Linked DNA regions of Homo sapiens: region 1 is linked to region 2. Evidence: read pairs that join two places in POLR2A ChIA-PET (ENCODE). Cell type or tissue: HepG2. All regions are shown on one strand. Links, peaks and the distances in the headings refer to the core of each region. The heading gives the core; the rest is flanking DNA. Region 1 holds the start of LINC02942 (long intergenic non-protein coding RNA 2942). Region 2 holds the start of C4BPA (complement component 4 binding protein alpha).

Region 1 (5,383 bases), core at 159-5,158, 140 kb after region 2:
CAAAACAATTGAACTCATGGAGATAGAGAGTGTAGAAGGATGATTACCAGAGGCTAGGAAGGGTATCGGGGGTGAGCTGGTGGGGGATGTGGGGATGGTTAATTGGTACAAAAAAATAGAATGAATGAATGAATAAGACCTAGTATTTGATATCACAACAGAGTGACTATAGTCAATAATAATTTAGTTGTACATTTAAAAATAACTAAAAGAGTATAATTGGATTGTCTGTCACAAAAAGGATAAACGCTTGAGGGGATGGACACCCCATTCTCCATGATGTAATTATTACATATTGCATGCCTGTATCAAAACACTTCATGTACCCTATAAATAAATATACCTACTATGTACCCACAAAAATAAATAATTCCAACATTTTTAAAAAAGCAAGAAAGGTAAAAGCACTAGGTTTTAGTGGAAAGCACAGATTTGATTCAGATTCGTGAACCAAATAAGTGGCTAAAACTTTACAGATAAGTGGCTGAACCACTTATTTGGGTACAGACAGGCCTGACAAAATTACTCAGACAATATTTGAGTGGGACATTCCTTGTGGTTTTTCCTGATTTACCTAAGTCACCTAATAAGTCACACTTGGTGCCATTCTGATCTGTTGAAAGAGGGAAGTGTGGTGCCTGAAGCACTGAAAAGCATGCGGGAGAAGGTGATAACAAGGCTCAGGTAATGAGGCTCAGGCACCTATTATCTGTAAAGTTTTGGCCAAATGTCACCTACACTTTTCTGGAAAGGTGATTTTAAAAAACCATAGGCTGTCATAAGACTAAATGTGATCATTTATGGAAAGTGCTTAGAACATAGAGGTGCCTAATAGGTAAAAGAGTCATCTAACGAACGCTCTAAATTCCTTGTTTTTTCTAACTAATATTCAGTTATTGTCTTAGAGTCTCTTCTAAAGTTAAGTCAATTCATGACGAACTTATGTGCTTTCCTTCTTTTTAGGGAGGTTAAAATTTAATCATGCTGTAATAAATGTTACATCATAATTTACCGAGTTACTTTTGGTAAATGAGAACTAAGTGCTTTGGATTTTGAACTCCTGTAACAGTCTTTGCAGCTGAACTAGGTAGGCAGGTCATTTTCAGGCCTTTCCCAAAACTCATCTTCTTGTAGTAAAAATCAGCATATTTATTATTATTATATTATTATTCAAGTATTATTTCCCATGAATTATAATTATGTACATAAACAGCTTATCTTTTACTGCCTTTTTTCAGAGACATAACACCAGGCTGAGTGTGGCTTTTGGCTGATTGAAAACCATGCAAGCATTCTTCAGGTCTGATGGAATCTTGCTGTCTGTGTATGTTCCCACTTGCAGCCACATGCTCCTGCATGCTTTTCAGTGCTTCAGGCACCACATTTCCCTCTTTTAACAGACCAGAATGGCACCAAAGTGTGACTCATTAGGTGACTTAGGTAAATCAGGAAAAACAAAAAGGAATGTCCCACTCAAATATTGTCTGAGTAATTTTGTCAGGCCTGTCTGTATTCTTGAGGTTTTTTTTTTTTTTTTTCCGTATTTCTCTTTCCCCCTCAGGCTTTAGAACTTTTGGAAGGAAATGTAACTTTCCTCATCAATTTTGTTTTGTTTGTTTTTTAATTTCATCCTTCTGTTGGCAGTCCAAATTCATAACTGAAGCCACACCTTGTCCTAAGTAGGCAGTGCTGCTCAGGATGGCTTTCTCTCACGCTGTGATTTCCTGACTCGAGTGGATCTCACACTCAGACTTATCACACTCAAGGTTTGCTTTAAGGGTGACTGAGCCTGCCCACTCTGAACCAAAGTCCTTTTTTTCCATCCCTTATTTGTTTTTTCACTCAAAAATGAATTACTTACATTCCTAGATAACAATCTCTTTTAAGTACAGCTCCTATCCTGTAAGGAAAAGATTAGGGTTCTATTGCTAAATGGCTTCAGAGTTCCACAAGGTTACTTACTCCTTGCATCAGAGCCCCTGATGCTAAAATTGAAGTTTTGAGTGTCCTTTGACTCAGTTGATTCTAGGAACCCTGATTCCACCCTCTTGCCCTGAGCTCTTCCTTAATGCAGAGCTTGGTCTTGACCTGACTTTGCCCCAGGGTGTAGCTGCTACTGGCTATTGGACAGCTGACCTCCAGTTTGGCAGAGGCTGCTGCTAGTTCTCTCTCTTTCCTTTAGTTGTTTCTAGGTGGAATCTGTGACCTTCGGGCTTCTGTCAGTGCAGGTCAACATGTACCATGAGGCCTGCGTCAGGGAGCAAACCACCCTCCCATCCCTGTATCTCATGCCTATCCAGCCTACACCGTGAGCCAGGCATTCCTAGTGCACAGGGCCCCAGGAAAGCCTGGGTAAAGTGCACAATCAATGAAAGGAAGGTAGTTTACATCAATCAATTGCAAAGATATTTATTCCATGTTAGGAATTTTATAAGTATGGTCAAATTGTAGTAATTTACACCAATTTGTGGGAGGCATAATAAATTATTTTATTAATGTTGTTTATTAACAAATTAATTATTTTATTAATGGTATAATAAATTGTTTATTAACTTCCATTTTATTTAAGGAATGTTTAACTACAATTTTTTTAAGTTTTAATACTTTTAAGTATATGCTAATACCATTACTAGGGGATTAAAAAAACTTGGTTTGTGTATATTCCTGGGGATCTACCCTAGTAAACAGATAAAGATGAAGTGCAGGCAGCTTCGCTTCCTTACATATAAATATAAATACAAAAGTGCTTAAAATTCCTTTACCTCTTAAATGAGTTCATTATCACCTGCTGTATTTTTGTTTAACAATTGGCTGTCACATTTTACCATCCAGAAAGCAAAAGTGAAATTTTTATTGTTGTCACAAATTCTGAGAAAACGAACTAGAACCTACATTTATAAGGTATGTGTAAAAGTTCTCTGTAAACCATAAAACATTATATAAATACAAGGTTTTATTTTTGCAGTTTGGTAAGTAATTTTCATTATTCAAATACTTAAATTTTTTTCCTTAAAATTTTTGTTTGTTTGTTTGTTTGTTTTGAGACAGAGTCTCGCTCTGTCGCCCAGGCTGGAGTGCAGTGGCATGATCTCAGCTCACTGCAAGCTCCGCCTTCTGGGTTCACGCCATTCTCCTGCCTCAGCCTCCCGAGTAGCTGGGACTACAGGCGCCCGCCACCAAACCCAGCTAATTTTAGTGTATTTTTAGTGAGACGGGGTTTCACCGTGTTAGCCAGGATGGTCTCGATCTCCTGACCTCGTCATCTGCCCGCCTCAGCCTCCCAAAGTGCTGGGATTACAGGCGTGAGCCACTGCAAATTGTTTTCTATAAATGCAAAACACAGGGTATTGTTGAGGTTGGTACGTAGGGAAGTGCTTGCAGATTCTGAGTTTGTGCAGTTCTTGCAAGTTTTCACAGGGCAATGTCTCTTTATCACAAAACACTTCTCAAATAACTTCAGTTAAAAAAAAGTCTCCTCTGCTGCTGACTTTATGTCTAAAGGTCCTTCATTGCCCTCAAGTAGCACAGGCAGCAAGTTGTAAAGAACACAGACCACGTGGAGCAAAACTAAACTGACTGCTCCTCACTAGCTGTGTGACTTTGGGCAAGTAGATTTACCTCTCTGTGGTTCTGTTTTGTCATTTGTAAAATGAGGATAATAATAATGCCTATCTCATGTGGTTGTTGGGGGAGTTTATATTTGTTAAATGGTTAAAACATTACCTGACAAATTATAGTAAGCATTTATACATACGTTTTTATTTACTTATTTATTTAGAGACAGGGTCTCGCTCCGTTGCCCACCCAGGCTGGAGTGCAGTGGTAGGATCTCAGCTCATTGCAACCTCTGCCTCCCAGGTTCAAGTGATTCTCATGCCTCAGCCTCCCAAGTAGCTGGAATTACAGGCAAGTGCCACCATGCCGAGTAATTTTTGTATTTTAGTAAAGATGGGGTTTCACCATGTCGGCCAGGCTGGTCTCCAACTCCTGGCCTCAAGTGATCTGCCTGCCTTGGCCTCCCAAAATGCTAGGATTACAGGCATGAGTCACTGAGCCCGGCTTACATTTTTAAAATATTTTAAATTATTGAAAGAAATAGTTCTATAGAAGGTGAGAAGTCAATTCTGCTTCCTCCAAATACTTATACACATACCCACTTTCCTTAATTCTTAGCCACATGGTAATGTGAGGGAAGGCATCCCCTTTGTGAATTATGTCATGTTATTTTATTGGCAATGGCATTGATTGGGAAGCATAAAAGTCTTCCAATAAATCCCTTTAGTTCTGTGCTGCTTTCTTTAATGAATCAGAAGAAAACACCCTCTTTCTCTCTCCCTCCCTCTCCGTCTCTTCCTCCCCTTCTCCCCTCTGCCCTCTGTCTCTCTCACTATCCAAGTTTGCAATTCGCTTCCCCGGATTACACACTGACACTATGAAAATATTAGTGAATTCCTCACTCAGCACTCTAATGCAGTGTGAATGCAAGCAAGGATATGCTCTGACTGGAGCAGCTAACATCTGCAGGTTTGCAGGTTGTTCATCTCTAGCTTCTCAACGCAACGGGAATCCAAACTCCCCAGCCAAAATAGTGCTGAGCAGCTAACCACTACAGAGTGGCTCAGAAGTGACTTGGAGGGAAGTGTTCCTCCCAGCCAGAGGCAGTTGCCATGGGTCAGTGCTTGAGTCTGAGTGAGGTGGGTCATGGTTCAATTTCAAATATCCAAGAAATAGCACCATTACTCCCCAGTTTATATGTAGTCCAAAACCTTTCGTGAGATAGTTGACCTATGGGGTTGACCCCACTGTTGGTCAAATGACTGTTATGACAGAATAAGCAAAATATTTCTTAAAAGGTTATTTACATTATTTTACCCAGAACAATTCCAGGAGCTAAGTCATCATCACTGCTTTTATTTTACACAGGGGAAAACCGAGGCAAGAAGAGAAGTCCTGTTGCATAGAAAGAGAGAGCTCAGAAACTGGAATTAGATGCCCTGGGTTCACATCTTGGCTCTGCGTCTTAAAAGGTGCTGTGTGATTCAGCTTCTCCATCCCTCAGCTTCCTTATCTCTACAGCAAATATGCTCCTACAGGGTTGCTGAAGGCTTACATGAAATAATGCATGTAATACGCTTGACACGTAGGCTGACATCTAGCAAGTGTTCAGTAAATATCAGCTAGTAAATAACAGCTACCACTCAGCTAGTGGTAATGCTGGTTGACGTGATGGGGTGGTGATAGCAGTGGTATCAAGAGTAGCGGAGAAAGAAAAGACAAAATTCAGCAAGATTTCTTATCCCTTTTATTAATTATCAGTGTCCAAATGTGTTTTTTCTGAGGTTCATAAGATGCTAAGGTAATGTGTTTTGACTACAGCTCTGTA
Region 2 (5,383 bases), core at 57-5,056:
ATGGAAATTGGTGAGAGAGAAGGTGGCTGGAAAGATAAGTCAAAGCCAGTTTATGGAGGCTTTTGAATGACGTGCTAGAGAATATACACTTGTTTTTGGTAGGCAGAGAATATACATTTGTTTTTTGGCAGTCAGACCATGAAGACATGGAAGCCTTGCAAACAATGAAGTAATAAGGACAGAACATAAAGAAAGATTTCTCTCACAATGTTGGTTGTAGTATTGGTTGATGAGGGAAAAGAACTAAGAGAAACCAACGAAAGGACTCCTACAATAGTCCATATGGGAGGCATTATCAACCTGAACTGGTTTGGTGGCAGCAGAAATGAAAAAGCAGCAGCAGACACGAGAGATATTGAAAACTTGTATCAAAACAACCTGTCAACTAATCAAACATTGAAGGGTGAGGGAGAGGAAGAGTTCAAAAGTGAATCTGAAATTTTATTCCCGAGAACCAGAGGTCAGAAAAAGCTGGGGTCAGAAAGTGAAGCTTGTTGGCCGGAAATGAGAAATTCCTCTTTGGATGTGCTGAGGGTGAAGTGCTTGCAAGATGTCCAGTGGGGGGAAAAAAAAAACAAAACCTAAGAAAGTAAGTCTTGAGTTTCGGAGAGTAATCAGAAATAATAATGTAGTGCTGGCTAGTCTTCTTACTGGTAATAGTTAAAGCTGTGACAGAAGGCAAGATCATTAAAATTGCGAAGATAATTTTTTTAAAAAAAGAAGAGCCTGAGATATATCTATATTTAGGAATGAGAAGGAGGAAGAGAAGGTAACAGTAACTAAGAAAGAGAAATTAGTTAAGTTAAGGGAATCAGGTAAGTTTAGTGTCATGGAAGCCAAAGGAGAAGAGAGTTTCAGAAAGGAAATGATCAGCAGTGACAAAGGCTGCAGACAGATCCTAAGAAATGAATTAAAGATATTTTGGACTTGGACCTAAGGGCGTGCCTCAGAGAGACATGTCAGTAGAAGAGTGGTAGAAGCCAGATGGGAAAGCAACAGGTGGAGTGATGAATGAGAAAGAACAGGCAGGTAGAACAAGTCACACCTTTGAGAAGTTCAGCATCACACTAAAGAAGAAAGGTGGAATTTGAGGTATTGGCAAAATTGAAGGGACATTTCAGGATGAGAGATGCATTGAAAATGAGGCAGGAAAAGAAGAAACAATTCTCCTCGGAATGAGGAGTGAATAGGAGGGAAAATTTGACATTGATGAAGCTAAGGTAGAATGATTTTTAGTAAAGTAGGAGGTAAGAGCATCTGCTGAGAGGGAATGTGACAATTTGGTGACCTGGAGAGAAAAATCTGCAAGAGTCACTGTGGAAAGTAAACGAAAGGACTTCAATACATTGGAAAACGGTACTTTAAAGAAATAGCAGCTTTAAAGGTGATATTTCTTCCAATTTAGTCTCAAGACTGTGCAATCTGGAATCCTCCTCTATCTTCATTCTGGTCAAATCAGTGTCTCACCTTGGTGACCTAGCGCATGGTTTCTTTACATCTAATATCCTTACCACTTTTATCTAATAATTTCTACCTTTTATCCAAATCTCACATCTTCTGTAGAAACTTCCTTGATTAACTCAACCTGTTGTAGTTTAGTTCCTTTTCTGAAACTCTTCTGGGACTTTCAGTATTTATTACAGAAAAAGTGAAGTTCTCAGAAAGAATTGCCTTTTAATAGCAATCTTCTGAGCACACAAATCTTAACCTTGAGGATTAGTAGCTTAATTGGACTATGTAAGTGCTTGTGGTCTTTTTAGATCTATGCGAGAGGAAACATGGCCGGTCCTTCATTGCGTTCTTCTGAGCGCACTGGATAGATCAATTTTTGGAGGCCCTCTGGTGCCTGACATGTAGTAGCAGTTAACATTTGCTGAACTCCAAATACGTTCTAGATAACTCAGCACATAGTGGAAACCCAATGCATGTTTGATAAATTCCCCACCTTTTGTAATTCCTTGGGGTGGGATAGAGACGAGCTCTGGGCAAGAATATCAGTTTTCAAACTCCAGGAAAGCATACTGGACCTAGTGTCATGGAAAGTGGATCATTTTTGCGGAGGCTCTCTGAACCTCGCAGTATCCAAGGTTTCCAGGCTAGCTGGACTGTGTCTTGCCATAACCCTTATGTGTTTATGAAAAGAAAAAAGAATTCTGGCTTCAAATTCAAATTACCTTTCCACTTAGGGGAAATGGTTGGCAGAGGAGAAAATAAACGATTGCGACATGTTACGAAGAATGAGGACTAGCAAAGAGGAAGGAGCTTAGGTAAACAGTGCTGCTTTATTTCTGCTGTTAATCATTCATTGGGCCCGTCAAAAGTTTCTGCCCATCTATTTCCATCAACCGTCCTTGACCAGCCAACCACATGGCTGAAATTCAGGGACTCTTTGGTGGAGCAATTACCAGTCAACTTCAGGGTATTATGATAAACTCTGATCTGGGGAGGAACCAGGACTACATAGATCAAGGCAGTTTTCTTCTTTGAGAAACTATCCCAGATATCATCATAGAGTCTTCTGCTCTTCCTCAACTACCAAAGGTCGGTGGACTACTAAACCCTTGGGGAAGCTTGGAGGAAAGGCTGGTGGTTTGGCCCTTTAAGGAGTGCAGGATTAGAAGGATAAAACAGAGACAAAAGCTTGGAGGTGTTTTCAGCAGAAATCTTTTCAGGAGCACTGTATTAGGGGGATGTAAGACTTGAGACGTACTTTAAACCCTATCTGAACCTCAAGTTTTAAAAATTATAAATGGAGGAATAATATTGCATTCTAATAAAATAAGCTAAAGAAGAAGAGGTGTAAGGTGTTGCTCTTGTTACTGTATCTAAAAGACAGATGTGTTGGTTTGTTGATCTTTCACCACCTTCCCACATCAGAGTTGAGGCAAGGGGTCAATCAGACTTTTCAAAGGGTTCACAGGAAGCTTGCTTTTCTTAGTCTACATTCTGAAAACTGGGGCCATTTCTATTTTGAGATTTGATTAACCACTCCAAATCTCCTCCACCACTGACAGCAAAGATGTTTAGATTTGGTAATAAGGAGGACACTGGCCAGCCTCCAGTTGGTTTCTGAAGCTAGCAGTCTTAGTCGTCCTCATCTTCTTTACTTTCTGAATTTGACGATGCTGATAACCCTTCCTTCTTGAAATTCTCTTCTTCCTTGGTTGGCCAGGATACAGTACCATTCTGGTCCTCATTTTAATTCTTCAACCACTTGTCTCTTTGCTGATTCCTATTCTATCTCTAAATATGGTAACACCAAAAGAATAAAAAGTAGACTACAGAAGAGGCAGAAGCATCAAAGAAGGTTGGCATTAAGCTTAGAGATATGTTTGAATGTAGTATGAGCACAGAATAAAGGGGCTGATAGAAAAATAAAGAGATTTGGCCAGGTACGGTGGCTCACTCCTGTAATCCCAGCACTTTGGGAGGCCGAGGCTGGCGGATCACCTGAGGTCGGGAGTTCGAGACCAGCCTGACCAACATGGAGAACCCCTGTCTCTACTAAAATTACAAAATTAGCCAGGCATGGTGGCACATGTCTGTAATCCCAGCTACTTGGGAGGCTGAGGCAGGAGGATCATTTGAACCAGGGAGGCAGAGGTTGGGGTGAGCTGAGATCGTGCCATTGCACTCTAGTCTGGGCAACAAGAGTGAAACTCCACCTCAAAAAAAAAAAAAAAAGAAAAAAAAAAGAGATTCTAGGAAGGGTGGGGAAAGTGTGGGAGCCAGTTCTTTCTGGAGTTTGTAAGTGATATAATTGAGAGCCCAGGTATAAGGAAGAAGACACTCAGCCCGAGACTGGAGAAAAATACTATCCTTTCACAAGGTATCTGCATTTTAAAAGGGGGAAGTTAGACAAAATAAATATTAACTTAAAAAGTAACTTCTCATGGAAGGAGAAATTTGAGGACTAAAGATTTTTCCAGTGACTCTCAAATTGCACTGCATTGCTAAGTGCTGATATTATTTTTCACAAGGGACCCGCCATGCTGACTAAAGTTCTTGAGTTGGTTCCATTTCTGCAGGAATTTAAAAGGTGAAGTCCTTGAAATATGAAAGTTGGCTAGAGTAGTCTCAGCTTTTCAGTGAGCAGTTACAGAATTGCAGAATTTGTTCATCTAGGTTTAATGTCATTATTTTAGAGATGGAGGGAACTGATATCCAAGAAGCTGATATAGCTTCTTCAAGATCACAGACTTAGACTGTGGTATTGCTGGAACTCCAACTTGTGTCTTCTCAGCTCGCAAGTTCTAGCCTCCATTCCCATACTCTGTGGCCAGCTGGTTTCTGCTGAGGGACCACCAGGAGTAGTTATGGTGAACTGCAAATGCCGTAGTTGGAGAAGAGTTAGGATGCATCCTGATGGTTTGTTAGGGAAGTCTAGTCACTGTATTATCTCTCTTCAAAACTGACAAAGCATTTCACACACATTATTTCATTTGGTCCTCAGTGAGACAGTCATTCTCATTCTAAAGATAAAATTAAATTGACTTTCATTCCTTTTAGATTTATTATTGTTTATTCTGTCTTATTCCTTCCTCCGTGTAAGTTTTTTTTTTTTTTTTGAAACGGAGTCTCGCTTTGTTGCCCAGACTGGAGTGCGGTGGTGCAATCTCTGCTCACTGCAAGCTCCGTCTCCCGGGTTCACAGGCCATTCTCCTGCCTCAGCCTCCCGAGTAGCTGGGACTACAGGCGCCCGCCACCACGCCCAGCTAATTTTTTGTCTTTTTAGTAGAGACAGGGTTTCACCGTGTTAGCCAGGATGGTCTCGACTTCCTGACCTCGTGATCTGCCTGCCTTGGCCTCCCAAAGTGCTGGGATTACAGGCGTGAGCCACTGCACCCGGCCTCCTCTGTGTAAGTTTTAAGCTAGTTAAATTCTGGTGCTCAAATTAGGTCTTTCTAAAGGCAGTGAAAGAAATCTCTGCGAAATAAGGAGGAACTCTTTTCTCTTCCTCTGCATCTGCAAAAAAGCAGATGATAATCTGCGTGATAAAACTGACCTTGCAAATGTTTTTTTTTAACAAAGGAGTCACGGGGTTATATAGACCAATTACAATACCACGTTAGAGATGGAAAGTTGAATAAACACCTTCCTTGTCTTCAAGGAATTCACAATGTATTTCGGGAGGCAAAAGCAAATAGATAGTTAGGATACAAAACAATGCTACAATTAAGGTATTAGCCAAGTACTAGAAGAACAGAAAACACTGGCATTTCATGATGAAGTCAGGCAATGCTTCACCAAGGAGGTGACATTTGATCTGAATAGTGAGTAAAGGAATAGTGAGTAAAGGAGAAGTTGGAGGTAAGAGCATTAATGCATGGGAGACATTAACTGCAAATGCTTGCAGGTGTTTTTTAAAAAAATCCTGGCTTTG

What was found. Peaks named below come from ENCODE experiments on the same cell type or tissue, not always from the same donor. Only the 100,000 strongest peaks of a DNase experiment are listed, where the experiment ranks them.
Region 1: POLR2A ChIA-PET joins it to region 2 with 6 read pairs; 2 of 35 experiments call an interaction of 5 or more read pairs at or near these places.

Annotation. Positions count from the first base shown.
Region 1 is chr1:207,239,510-207,244,892 of GRCh38, forward strand. It overlaps LINC02942 (long intergenic non-protein coding RNA 2942), which reads left to right and starts at 603. Exons shown (of 4, transcript NR_186170.1): 1 at 603-684; 2 at 4,924-5,027. All of the region lies in intron 1 of LOC107985251 (a long non-coding RNA gene), which reads right to left. In HepG2, for the core only: no CTCF peak of the experiment used is centred there; DNase peaks (open chromatin) are centred at 1,402, 1,902 and 2,242; H3K4me3 peaks cover 568 bases.
Region 2 is chr1:207,101,890-207,107,272 of GRCh38, forward strand. C4BPA (complement component 4 binding protein alpha) reads left to right here and starts at 2,344. Exons shown (of 12, transcript NM_000715.4): 1 at 2,344-2,541. In HepG2, for the core only: no CTCF peak of the experiment used is centred there; a DNase peak (open chromatin) is centred at 2,302.